2 separate regions of the Homo sapiens genome follow, and region 1 is linked to region 2. A link is an interaction called in ENCODE POLR2A ChIA-PET data of the cell type or tissue named here. Cell type or tissue: Caco-2. All regions are shown on one strand. Links, peaks and the distances in the headings refer to the core of each region. The heading gives the core; the rest is flanking DNA. Region 1 has its middle 18 kb from the start of ZNF566-AS1. Region 2 holds the start of ZFP82 (ZFP82 zinc finger protein).

Region 1 (5,378 bases), core at 306-5,305, 89 kb after region 2:
AGTAGCTGGGATTACAGGTGCCCACCAATGCACCCGGCTAATTTTTTTTTTTTTTTTGTATTTGTAGTAGAGACAGGGTTTCAATATGTTGGCCAGGCTGGTCTCGCACTCCTGACCTCGTGATCAGCTCACCTCAGCCTCCCAAACTGTTGGGAATACAGGCGTGAGCCACCGCACCCGGCCCCCATCTTAGACATTTTAAAGTGTACTGTTCAGTGGTATTAAATACATTCATAATGTTGTGCAACCATCACCACCACCCATCTTTATAATTCTTTTCATCCTGTCATAATGAAAATCTATACCCATTAAACAATTAACTCCCCATTCTTCTTCTCTGCTAAAAACCATAATTCTACTGTCCCTATGATTTTGACTACTTTAAGTACCTTGGATAAGTGGAATCATATAGTATGGTCTTTTTGTGACTGGAATATTTCACTTAGCATTATGTGCTCAAAGTTCATCCACATTGTAGCCTATTACAGAATGTCCTTCATTTTCGAGGCCTAATACTATTCCACTGTATGTATATACCACATTTTGCTTACCCATTCATCTATCTATAGGCACTGGGGTTGCCTCCATGTTTTCGGTATTATGAATAACGCTGCTATAAACATGAGTGTTTGAGTACTTTCTTTCAATTCTTTTAAGTATATACTCAGAAATGGAATTGTTTAATCATATGGTAGTTGTAGGTTTAATGTTTTTCTCTTTTCTTTTGGAGACAGAGTCTCTCTCTGTTGCCCAGACAGGAGTGCAGTGGTGAGACCACAGCTCACTGCAGCCTCAATCTCTAGGGTTCAAGCAATCCTCCCACCTCAACCTCCTGAGCAGCCTTCTGAGGTGGCAAGGGCTGAAGTTGCTGTGGACTGATGTGAATACACTGCTGGAAACTTGGGATAACTTGGATCTGTGCCACTGCTAACATTATCATGACATTATCAAGAATTCAGGGAGCGGTGGCTGACGCCTGTAATCCCAGCACTTTGGAAGGCTGAGGCGGGTGGATCACTTGAGGTCAGGAGTTCAAGACCAGCCTGGCCAACATGGTGAAACCCTGTCTCTACCAAAAATACAAAAATTAGCTGGGTGTGGTGGCAGGTGCCTGTAATCCCAGCTACTTAGGAGGCTGAGGCAGGAGAATCACTTGAACCCGGGAGGTGGAGGTTGCAGTGAGCTGAGATCTCACCACTGCACTCTAGCCTGGGCAACAGTGCAAGACTCAAAAAGTCTGGCCAGGCGCGGTGCCTCATGCCTGTAATCCCAGTACTTTGGGAGGCCGAGGCAGGTGGATCACCTGAAGTTGAGAGTTCGAGACCAGCCTGACCAACATGGAGAAGCACTGTCTCTACTAAAAATACAAAACTATCCGAGTGTGGTGGTGTATGCCTGTAATCCCAGCTACTCGGGAGGATGAGGCAGTAGAATCATGCCACTGCACTCCAGCCTGGGCAACAAGAGCAAAACTCTGTCTCAAAAAAAAAAAAAGTTTGACTTAGGGGCATAAAGTACAGGTGCACACCACCACAGCCAGCGAATTTTTATATTTTTTGTAGAGGTTGCCCAGGCTGGTCTGGAACTCCTGGGCTCAAGAGATCCCCTTGTAAGTGGCTGGGCGCGGCGGCTCTCGCCTGTAATCCCAGCACTTTGGGAGGCCGAGGTGGGCAGATCACGAGGTCAGGAGATTGAGACCATCCTGGCTAACACGGTGAAACCCTGTCTCCACTAAAAATACAAAAAAATTAGCTGGGCGTGGTGGCGGGCGCCTGTAGTCCCAGCTACTCAGGAGGCTGAGGCAGGAGAATGGCGTGAACCCGGGAGGCGGAGCTTGCAGTGAGCCGAGATCGCGCCACTGCCCTCCAGCCTGGGCAACACAGTAAGACTCCATCTCAAAAAAATAAAATAAAAAAGAGATCCCCTCCTCTCAGCGTCCCAAAGTGCTATATGTTTAATTTTTGGAGGAACTACTCTATTTTTTTCCACAGTGGCTGCACCATTTTACACCCTCATCAACAGGGCATAAGAGTTCCCATTTCTTTTTTTTTTTTTTTTTTTTTTTTTGGAGGTGGAGTCTTGCTCTGTCATCCAGACTGGACTGCAGTGGCTAATTTTTTTGTATTTTGTAGAGACCATGTTGTCCAGGCAGGTCTCGAACTCCTGAGCTCAGGCAGTCTGCCTGTCTTGGCCTTCCAAAGTGTTAGGATTACAGGCATGAGCCACGGCGCCAGGCCAGGTTCCCATTTCTTTTGATCCTTGTAAACACTTGTTATTTTGTGTATTTTGTTTAATAGCTATCCTAATGGGTGAGTTGGTAATCACATTTTAGTTTTGATTTGCAAAGCACTGGCGCATGAAAAAATCTTGGGCCGGGTGCAGTGGCTCACGCCTGTAATCCCAACACTTTGGGAGGCCGAGGCAGGCGGATCACCTGAGGTCAGGAGTTCAAGACTGGCCTGGCCAACATGGGGAATCCTCATCTCTACTAAAAATACAAAAATTAGCCGGGCACGATGGTGTGCACCTGTAATCCCAGCTACTCGGGAGGCTGAGGCAGAGAACTGCTTGAACCCGGGAAGCGGAGGTTGCAGTGAGCCTAGATTGTGCTGCTGCACTCCAACCTGGGCGACAGAGCCAGACTGTGTCTCAAAACAAAAAACAAACAAACAAAAAACTTCTTCGGATAAATGGCTATTTAAGTCATTTACCCTTTTGATCTGGTTGTTTGCTTTCATTTTGAGTATTAGGAATTTTCTATATATTCTGGATATTGATCACACATCAGATACATGAATAACTTCAAATAGTGACTTTGTCTAATATCTCAGTTTTCAGAATTTCAGTATAATTGTTAAAAATAAATCAATTAGGGCCAGGCGTCGTGGCTCACGCCTGTAATCCCAGCACTTTGGGAGGCCGAGGTGGGCGGATCACGAGGTCAGGAGATTGAGACCATCCTGGCTAACACGGTGAAACCCCGTCTCCACTAAAAATACAAAAAAGTTAGCCGGGCATGGTGGCGGGCACCTGTAGTCCCAGCTACTCGGGAGGCTGAGGCAGGAGAATGGCATGAACCCGGGAGGCAGAACTTGCAGTGAGCCAAGATTGCGCCACTGTACTCCAGCCTGGGCAACAGAGCGAGACTCCGTCTCAAAAAAAAAAAAAAAATCAATTAGGTAAATGTAAATGGGATAGACATAAAAAGACTTTTCATGTCATTTGACATCGTACCATTGTGTTACTTAATTACTGGATACTTACTAAATGTCTTGGTTGGTACCAAATAAGATTAAAAAACCAAAATATGAATTGTTGAACACAAATGTTTGTTCTTGGCATTTTAAATCTTATAAAAACTCTAAATAGGCCAGGTGTGGTGGCTCACGCTTGTAATCCCAGCACTTTGGGAGGCCAAGGTGGGTGGATCACGAGGTCAGGAGTTCAAGACCAGCCTTGCTAACATGGTGAAACCCTGTCTCTACTAAAAATACAAAAATTAGCTGGGTGTGGTGGCGGGCACCTGTAATCCCAGCTACTCGGGAGGCTGAGGCAGAGAATTGCTTGAACCTGGGAGGTGGAGGTTGAAGTGAGCTGAGATGGCGCCACTGCATTCCAGCCTGGTGGACAGGACAGAGTGAGACTCTGTCTCAAAAAAAAAAAAAAAAAAAAAGGAAAAGAACCAATAGGACAGAGAGATGTAAACAAAGTTATTAATATGAAGATACATTTTTGGTAAGGCAAGTTAAAAGCAAAAGAGAATAACTTTGTATGAGAAAGAATTTTATGTGATAAATATTGGTCCTAAAGTGATTTTTTTTTTTAAAAGAAAGCATAGGACAAAGCGGAAAGTCAAAGTATGTTGTCAAAGGTCTGAATAAGTTGTGATAAAGTTAGTGGTGACAGAGATCTGAATTACCCCGTTAACAGTGGTGTATTCATACAAGACCACAGCAACTTCAGCCTGTGCCTTCTCAGAAGAAAGAATTCAACTGAGGGGAAGCAGAAAAAGAGACCAAGGCAAGTTTCAGAGCACGAGTGGAAGTTTATTTTAAAAAGCTTTAGAACAGTAAAGAAAGGAAAATTCACTTGTTAGAGAGCCAAGCAGATGCCTGAAGGTCCAAGAAAGAAAAGACCAAAAAAAAAAAAAAAAGTCTTTGGCCGGGTGCAGTGGCTCACACCTGTAATCCCAGCACTTTGGGAGGCCGAGGAGGATGGGTCACAAGGTCAGGAGATCGAGACCATCCTGGCCAACATGGTAAAACCCCGTCTCTACTAAAAATACAAAAATTAGCTGGACGTGGTGGCACACACCTGTAATCCCAGCTACTCAGGAGGCTGAGGCAGAAGAATCGCTTGAACCTGGGAGGTGGAGGTTGCAGTGAGCCGAGATCACGCCACTGCACTCCAGCCTGGGTGACAGAGCAAGACTTCATCTCAAAAAAAAAAAAAAAAGACTTTAACCTTGATCCTAGGACTTTATACATTCACCTCTTTCCCATGATTCTTCCCTTAGGGTGGGCTCCCCAAATGCACAGTGCTTTCCTTACCCTTGGGAATTGAGCACACACAGCATGTTTAGGGAGTTATATACATGCCCATCTGAGGCTTTTTTCCTTTATCTGGTGGCATGTGGCCCTGGAACATCATGTCGCCATTTTGTCTATTAACACACATGGCCAAGAATCTGCTTCTCCCTGGGTCTGCACTCAAATTAACACTTTTAATGTTAACAGGTGTGGACCATCAGGAGATTGTCCCTCCTTGGAATTTTCTTTTTTTTTTTTTTTTTTTTGAGATGGGAGTCTCACTCCGTCACCCAGGCTGGAGTGCCATGGTGCAATCTCAGCTCGCTGCCTCTCGGGTTCAAGCGATTCTCCTGTCTCAGTCTCCCGAGTAGCTGGGACTATAGGCATACGCCACCATGCCTGGCTAATTTTTGTATTTTTAGTAATGACAAAGTTTCATCATGTTGGTCAGGATGGTCTTGAACTCCTGATCTCAAATGATCCACCTGCCTTGGCCTCCCAAAGTGTTGAGATTACAGGCGTGAGCCACCGAGCCCAGCAGAATTATCATTTTTAAAGAGGCAATGTCAAAACTGCCATACTATTACCTGACATTTCTAGTGGGTGGGCAGAGAGCCCTCACCTGCCTTGCTCAGGCCTAACTACATGTAACTATAAAATTCATGAAGGATTAATTTACGCAAGAAATTTTGTGTGTGACCAAATTGGCTATAATTAGAAGACAATTATTTGTCTAAATATTTAGCTTTGATATTAAAATACACTAAAATGGCCAGGCGCAATGGCTCGCGCCTGTAATCCCAAGCACTTTGGGAGGCTAAGGTGGGCGGATCATGAAGTCAAGAGATC
Region 2 (5,378 bases), core at 307-5,306:
CATCAAAACGATGGGCTATTTTCACTCTCAAGATTCTTCTATGAATGAACACAATCAAGCGACATTCCTAAATTCAGTAAAAGTATACCAAAGCAGACAGAACAGTGTGGTAAACAACAGTTTATCTTTTTTTCTCCACTAAGAAACTAGTTTTATATTATGTATAATCCTTGCAAAATGTTTTATAAATCTCTAGCTTATTAAGAGCGATTCATACATGATTAAAGGTTTTGTGAGTCATCTTGTTCAAAACTATTGCTTAGACAACATCGATCACAAGCTTTTTTTCCTTCTCATAATTAACAGTATTTATTAATGGCAAAAAGCTGCATCACATGGAGTGTGGCTTATTTAATCATTTCCTACTATTAGACACTAATTTTGTGTCTAACATTGAAAAACATTCTCAAAGGTTACAGACTTTGATTCTAGGCCAGTAGATCTGAATCTTAATGGATCATGTTTGATAATCTCATTAAATTACATATTTTCTCCCCATAAAAGTGGCATATTAACAGATATCTATAACAATTTTACGTACAATTTCAAAGAGTATCTGGTCCCCTGAAAGCCTCAAATGAATTCAAATTACTTCTGGTTAAGAATTCCTGTTCTATGGCCGGGCACGGTGGCTCATGCCTGTAATCCCAGCACTTTGGGAGGCCAAGGCGGGCAGATCACCTGAGGTCGGGAGTTCAAGACCAGCCTGACCAACATGGAGAAACCCCGTCTCTACTAAAAATACAAGATTAGGCAGGCGTGGTGGTATATGCCTGTAATCCCAGCTACTAGGGTGGCTGAGGCAGGAGAATCGCTTGAACCTGGGAGGCGGAGGTTGCGGTGAGCTGGGATCACACCATTGCACTCCAGCCTGGGAAATAAGAGCGAAACTCCGTCTCAAAAAAAAAAAAAAAAAAAAGAATTCCTGTTCTAGGCTGGGGGCGGTGGCTCATGCCTGTCATTCCAGCACTTTGGGAGGCCGAGGCAGGCAGATCACTTGAGGCCAGGAGTTTGAGACCAGCCTGGCCAACATGGTAAAACCCGGTCTGTACTAAAAATACAAAAATTAGCTGGGTGTGGTGGTGCAGGCCTGTAATCCCAGCTACTTGGGAGGCTGAGGTATAAGAATCGCTTGAACCACGGAAAGGGAGGTTGCAGTGAGCTGAGATTGTGCCACTGCACTCCAACCTGGGTGACAGAGCAAGACCCTGTCTCAAAAAAAAAAAAAAAAAAAAAAAAAAAGAATTCCTGTTTTAGACTATTTAAGCATCTGATCTGGCTCATTTATTTTTTACTAGGAAATACTCACCACAATTGGCTTAGTATTTTCATTTTCCCCCCATCTATAGAAGGCTGATGTAGAATTGCTCCAAATCACTACTTAAGAATACATAACTAAGGTTTATTAAGTACTAACGAGGTCTCAGGAACTGTTCTAAGAACTTTACACATAGTAATTAAAAGAAGGCCCACAGAAGTAATGAAAAACATCTACCAAATGGGTATGTGCATACAGGCTCTCGGGAGGGGACCTAGGTATCAGCTCAATGGACAGGACATTTATGGAGAATGAAACAAATATTCTCATGTCCTAAGAAATAAGAATGCATTTCACAGAAGAAAGCAGAAACACCCACTCGCCTCGACCTTGACTTAAACAGGCAACAGCAATTCATTCCTCCTCCCGCTCGGACCCCTTTTCTTAAAGAATTGGGCAGGACTGGCTAATAAGGGAACCAGGCTTTTCTTGCAGCCCAGCCTCGCATAGGGCACAATGCCCCCACCGCCCACCCACACATAACCAGAGTAACATAAGAGAGATGGTGTTGTTAACTCTTCCCAGTATCAAAGAAAGGCCAGGGTCATGGATGCCCGGGGCTAGAACTGGAGTTCACAATAGCTTCCTGGAAGCAATGCTGTGGTTCTGAAACCTGCAGCTGGACTCTTCAGAGTTGTGAGTGCACGTGCGTGGGTCCGGGTCCGCGAGGAGGTGGTGTGGGAGTCCCTTCCAGGAGCAAGCCTGGGCGGGAGCGGGGGCTCGTTCAGTTCTAATATTCCTATCCCAAGGTCGGGTCTGAGCCTTGTTTCGCTGTTGCCCAGGCTGGAGAGTAGTGGTGCTATCATAGCTCGCTGCAGCCTCAATCTCCTCCTAGGCTCAAGCCATCCTCCCGCCTCAGCCTCTCGAGTGGCTGGGACCACAGGAGCACGCCATCACACCCGGCTCATTTTTTAAATTTCTGGTACAGATGGGAGTTTCGCTTTGCTGCCCAGGCTGGTCTCGAACTCCTGGCTTCCAGCGATCCTCCCGCCTCGCTCTCCCAGAGCTCTGGGATTACAGATGTGAGCCACCTGGTCCGGCCTAGTCTGCGCGTTTCTGCTGGGAGTCTTTGGCGTGCAGAAACTGACCGAGGGCCATTTCTCTGCAGCTGGGCCCGGTGTGGGCAGAGGATGCTGGGGTCAGTCACGCACTCCACGGCCACAACAACCTTCGCTCATACAATAGTCTCTGCACCCAAGTCAGCCGCACAGACTCCGTCACGTCCCAGCCCCGGCCCCGTCACGCCCACGACACACACACCCGGGCCTGAGGCGCGGGCTCCCGCCCCTCTGCGATACTGCAGTGGCCCCGCTTACCTCTCTTTACCCCCTGGGCCGCAGCGCTTTTCCTACAGATTACCAGGACCGACGCTCCGGGCCAGGACTGCTCACTCGGGGCGCGAACCCGAGGCACAGCGATGCCCGAACGGAGGAAGCCGCTGCCGGGTCACGCCACAATCCCCGGGGCCTAACGGGCTGCGCGCGGAGGCTGCTGGGAGGGCCGGGCGCGCTCACGGAGTGCGCAGGCGCGGCCAGTCTCAAGGGTCCGCTCGCTGGTGCAGCCCCTGCTCTGCGTGAACCCGGAGCCGGAGCTAGGTCCGTCCCAGCGAGGCTGCGCTTCGAGTCCCTTAGCGCCTGGGGACGGCGCGGCAGGGCCTGGAGGGGAGCGGGGACAGATGGCTGGCGCGTTAAAGAGGGGCGCCCGCGACCGCCTCTCTATAGTGCCAACTAGGGAGCCCTGTGAGCGAGGACGGCGCTGCGAGTCTGTCCCTGGCGCGCTCCTGGGTGGGATTCTTTCACTGGGTGTGGCTGTTGGGATTTGAGACCGTGTGACTCCGGAGATTCGGGGAAGCCAGTTCCTATATTTTCCATTTCTGTATTTTTAAATGGTAAAAACAATGAAAAGGAGAACAATATTTTGTGAAATATGAAAATCATACATGTCAAATTTCAGTGTCCATAAATAAAAGTTTTATTGGAACATAGCCGTGTTTGATTGTGTACTGTCTATTGCTATATTTGAGCTACAAGGACAGACTCGAGTAGTTACACAGACCAGATGGCCCACGCAGCCTAAAATACAGTCAGTTCTCACTATTCACAGTAGTTATGGTCTATAAACTTGCTACAAACACGGAATTAGTGAATACCATTCCACTGCTTCTAGGGGAAATACAGGGTTAGTTTCCTGTAAGCATCTGGTCACATTTTAGTCAACCGATGAATGCATAAGCTTATTTTATTGTGTTTATTTTCTTTTTTTCTTTTTTTTTTTTTTTTTTGAGATAGGGTCTTGCTCTGTCACCCAGGCTGGAGTGCAGTGGTGGGATCTTGGCTCACTGCAACCTCCTCCGCCTCCCGGGTTCCAGCAATTCTCCTGCCTCAGCCCCCAGAGTAGCTGGGAATACAGATGCATGTCACCATGCCCAGCTGATTTTTGTATTTTGTAGAAACGGAGTTTCACCATGTTGACCAGGCTGGTCTCAAACTCCTGACCTCAGGTGATCCACCCGCCTTGGCCTCCCAAAAGTGCTGGGATTATAGGCATGAGCCACCGCGCCTGGCCTTATTGTGTTTCTATTTAAACACTTTAATATATATTATTGATTCATTAACATTGAACTCATGGCCAACAGCTCCATAACTCATGCCTGAATGAAGCTTATCTAACACATGTATTTTTTCTGTAAGACACATGACCGCTTTCTCATTCATAGGAACATCAACAGCACTTTAGTACTACTACATTTGGGGTCCCTTTGAAACAGCAAAATCACCAGCAAAAAACAAAAATATGAGAAGCCAAGGTACTAAATGGACTGCAAAAAGGGTACCTGTTTACAGTATGAGAGCTGAAATAAGAAGATAGAGGGTCACTTTGTTTGACTTTGGCTGAGAACATGCCTGTTAAGGGACTCAAAAAGGTTCACCGCTCTTCGGATGTCCACAAATGACCACAAAGGTGCTGCAAATATTGACTCTGGGTTTATAAAAAAGTTTTAGCAAGTAGATGAATTCACAAATTCAGAATCTGTGAATGAAGATTGACTGTATTTACTATCAGGCCCTTTAAAGAAAAAGTTTGCCAATCCCTGTTTTTATATGTCCCTCTTAGTTATACAGCTAGTGTTTAAAAACTACTTGAAATAATTATTTTCCCTGTGCCACCAATTATGTCTATAATTGATTGTACCCCATTAAATAAGCACAAAGAAAAAAGAAAGCTTTCTTTATAGAAGAAGGCCAGCTAATAACTATCAAGGGTTTGATTTTACGTGGCTTAGACACGCTGCTTCAAATGCATTTAAGATGTTTGGTTTTAACAAGGATTTTGCAACAGTATAGTGTTTTCCTTAAGTTCAATGTCATTTCTATGTCATGGCAGCTGTCACCTGCAGTTAGGTAAGACAGTGACATCATTAACATGGATGCATTTTCATGGCATGAAGGCTAGCCATTGATGGGGTAATATAACACAATTTATCAGTAAACGCTGAGTTTTCTTTGAAGTCAGTCTCTGATTTCTTACAGTGCTTGATGTCTGCCTTGCCTGCTAGTGACCAATTCCCCTGCGTCTTTACAGAGCCTTGTTACTCACTCAGTGTAAAGACAGTGGGGGAAACAAGGTTTCCCAAAGTATCCTTATGTGCAAAAGTGTTTCTTACTACTTTGGAAATACTAAGCTGAGTTTAATGTTTATTCTTTTTCTACCAACAGACACAAAAAGGACAAGCACATGCCTTAGAATATTCAATACAATTTTCTACAGCGATATGGTTAAATACTCTTCTGTCTTCACTACTTTTTTGTTTTTACTTTACTTGGAAATTTTAATTCTCTAGGAATAACGGGGCAGGAGTCTAAAATAATACTTTGTGGGAGTGAAGTATATATTTTTTTCCAAGTAAAAAAAAAAAATCAGGCCAGGCGTGATGGCTTAGGCCAGGCGTGATGACTCATGCCTGTAGTCCCACATACTCGGAAGGCCAAGGCAGGAGGATAGCTTGAGCCTGTGAGATCGAGATTACAGTGAGCTATGGATCGGCCACTGCACTCCGGGC

The links. ChIA-PET counts read pairs that join two places held together with the same protein. Peaks named below come from ENCODE experiments on the same cell type or tissue, not always from the same donor. Only the 100,000 strongest peaks of a DNase experiment are listed, where the experiment ranks them.
Region 1: POLR2A ChIA-PET joins it to region 2 with 20 read pairs; 4 of 35 experiments call an interaction of 5 or more read pairs at or near these places.

The regions. Positions count from the first base shown.
Region 1 is chr19:36,504,618-36,509,995 of GRCh38, forward strand. No RefSeq gene overlaps it. Among named protein-coding and RNA genes, the nearest start is that of ZNF566-AS1, 18 kb to the left of the region's middle. In Caco-2, for the core only: no CTCF peak of the experiment used is centred there; no DNase peak of the experiment used is centred there.
Region 2 is chr19:36,415,858-36,421,235 of GRCh38, forward strand. ZFP82 (ZFP82 zinc finger protein) reads right to left here and starts at 2,787. Exons shown (of 5, transcript NM_133466.4): 1 at 2,635-2,787. It also overlaps the pseudogene ACOT4P1. RefSeq lists an enhancer at 2,156-2,315. In Caco-2, for the core only: no CTCF peak of the experiment used is centred there; a DNase peak (open chromatin) is centred at 2,804; H3K4me3 peaks cover 1,944 bases.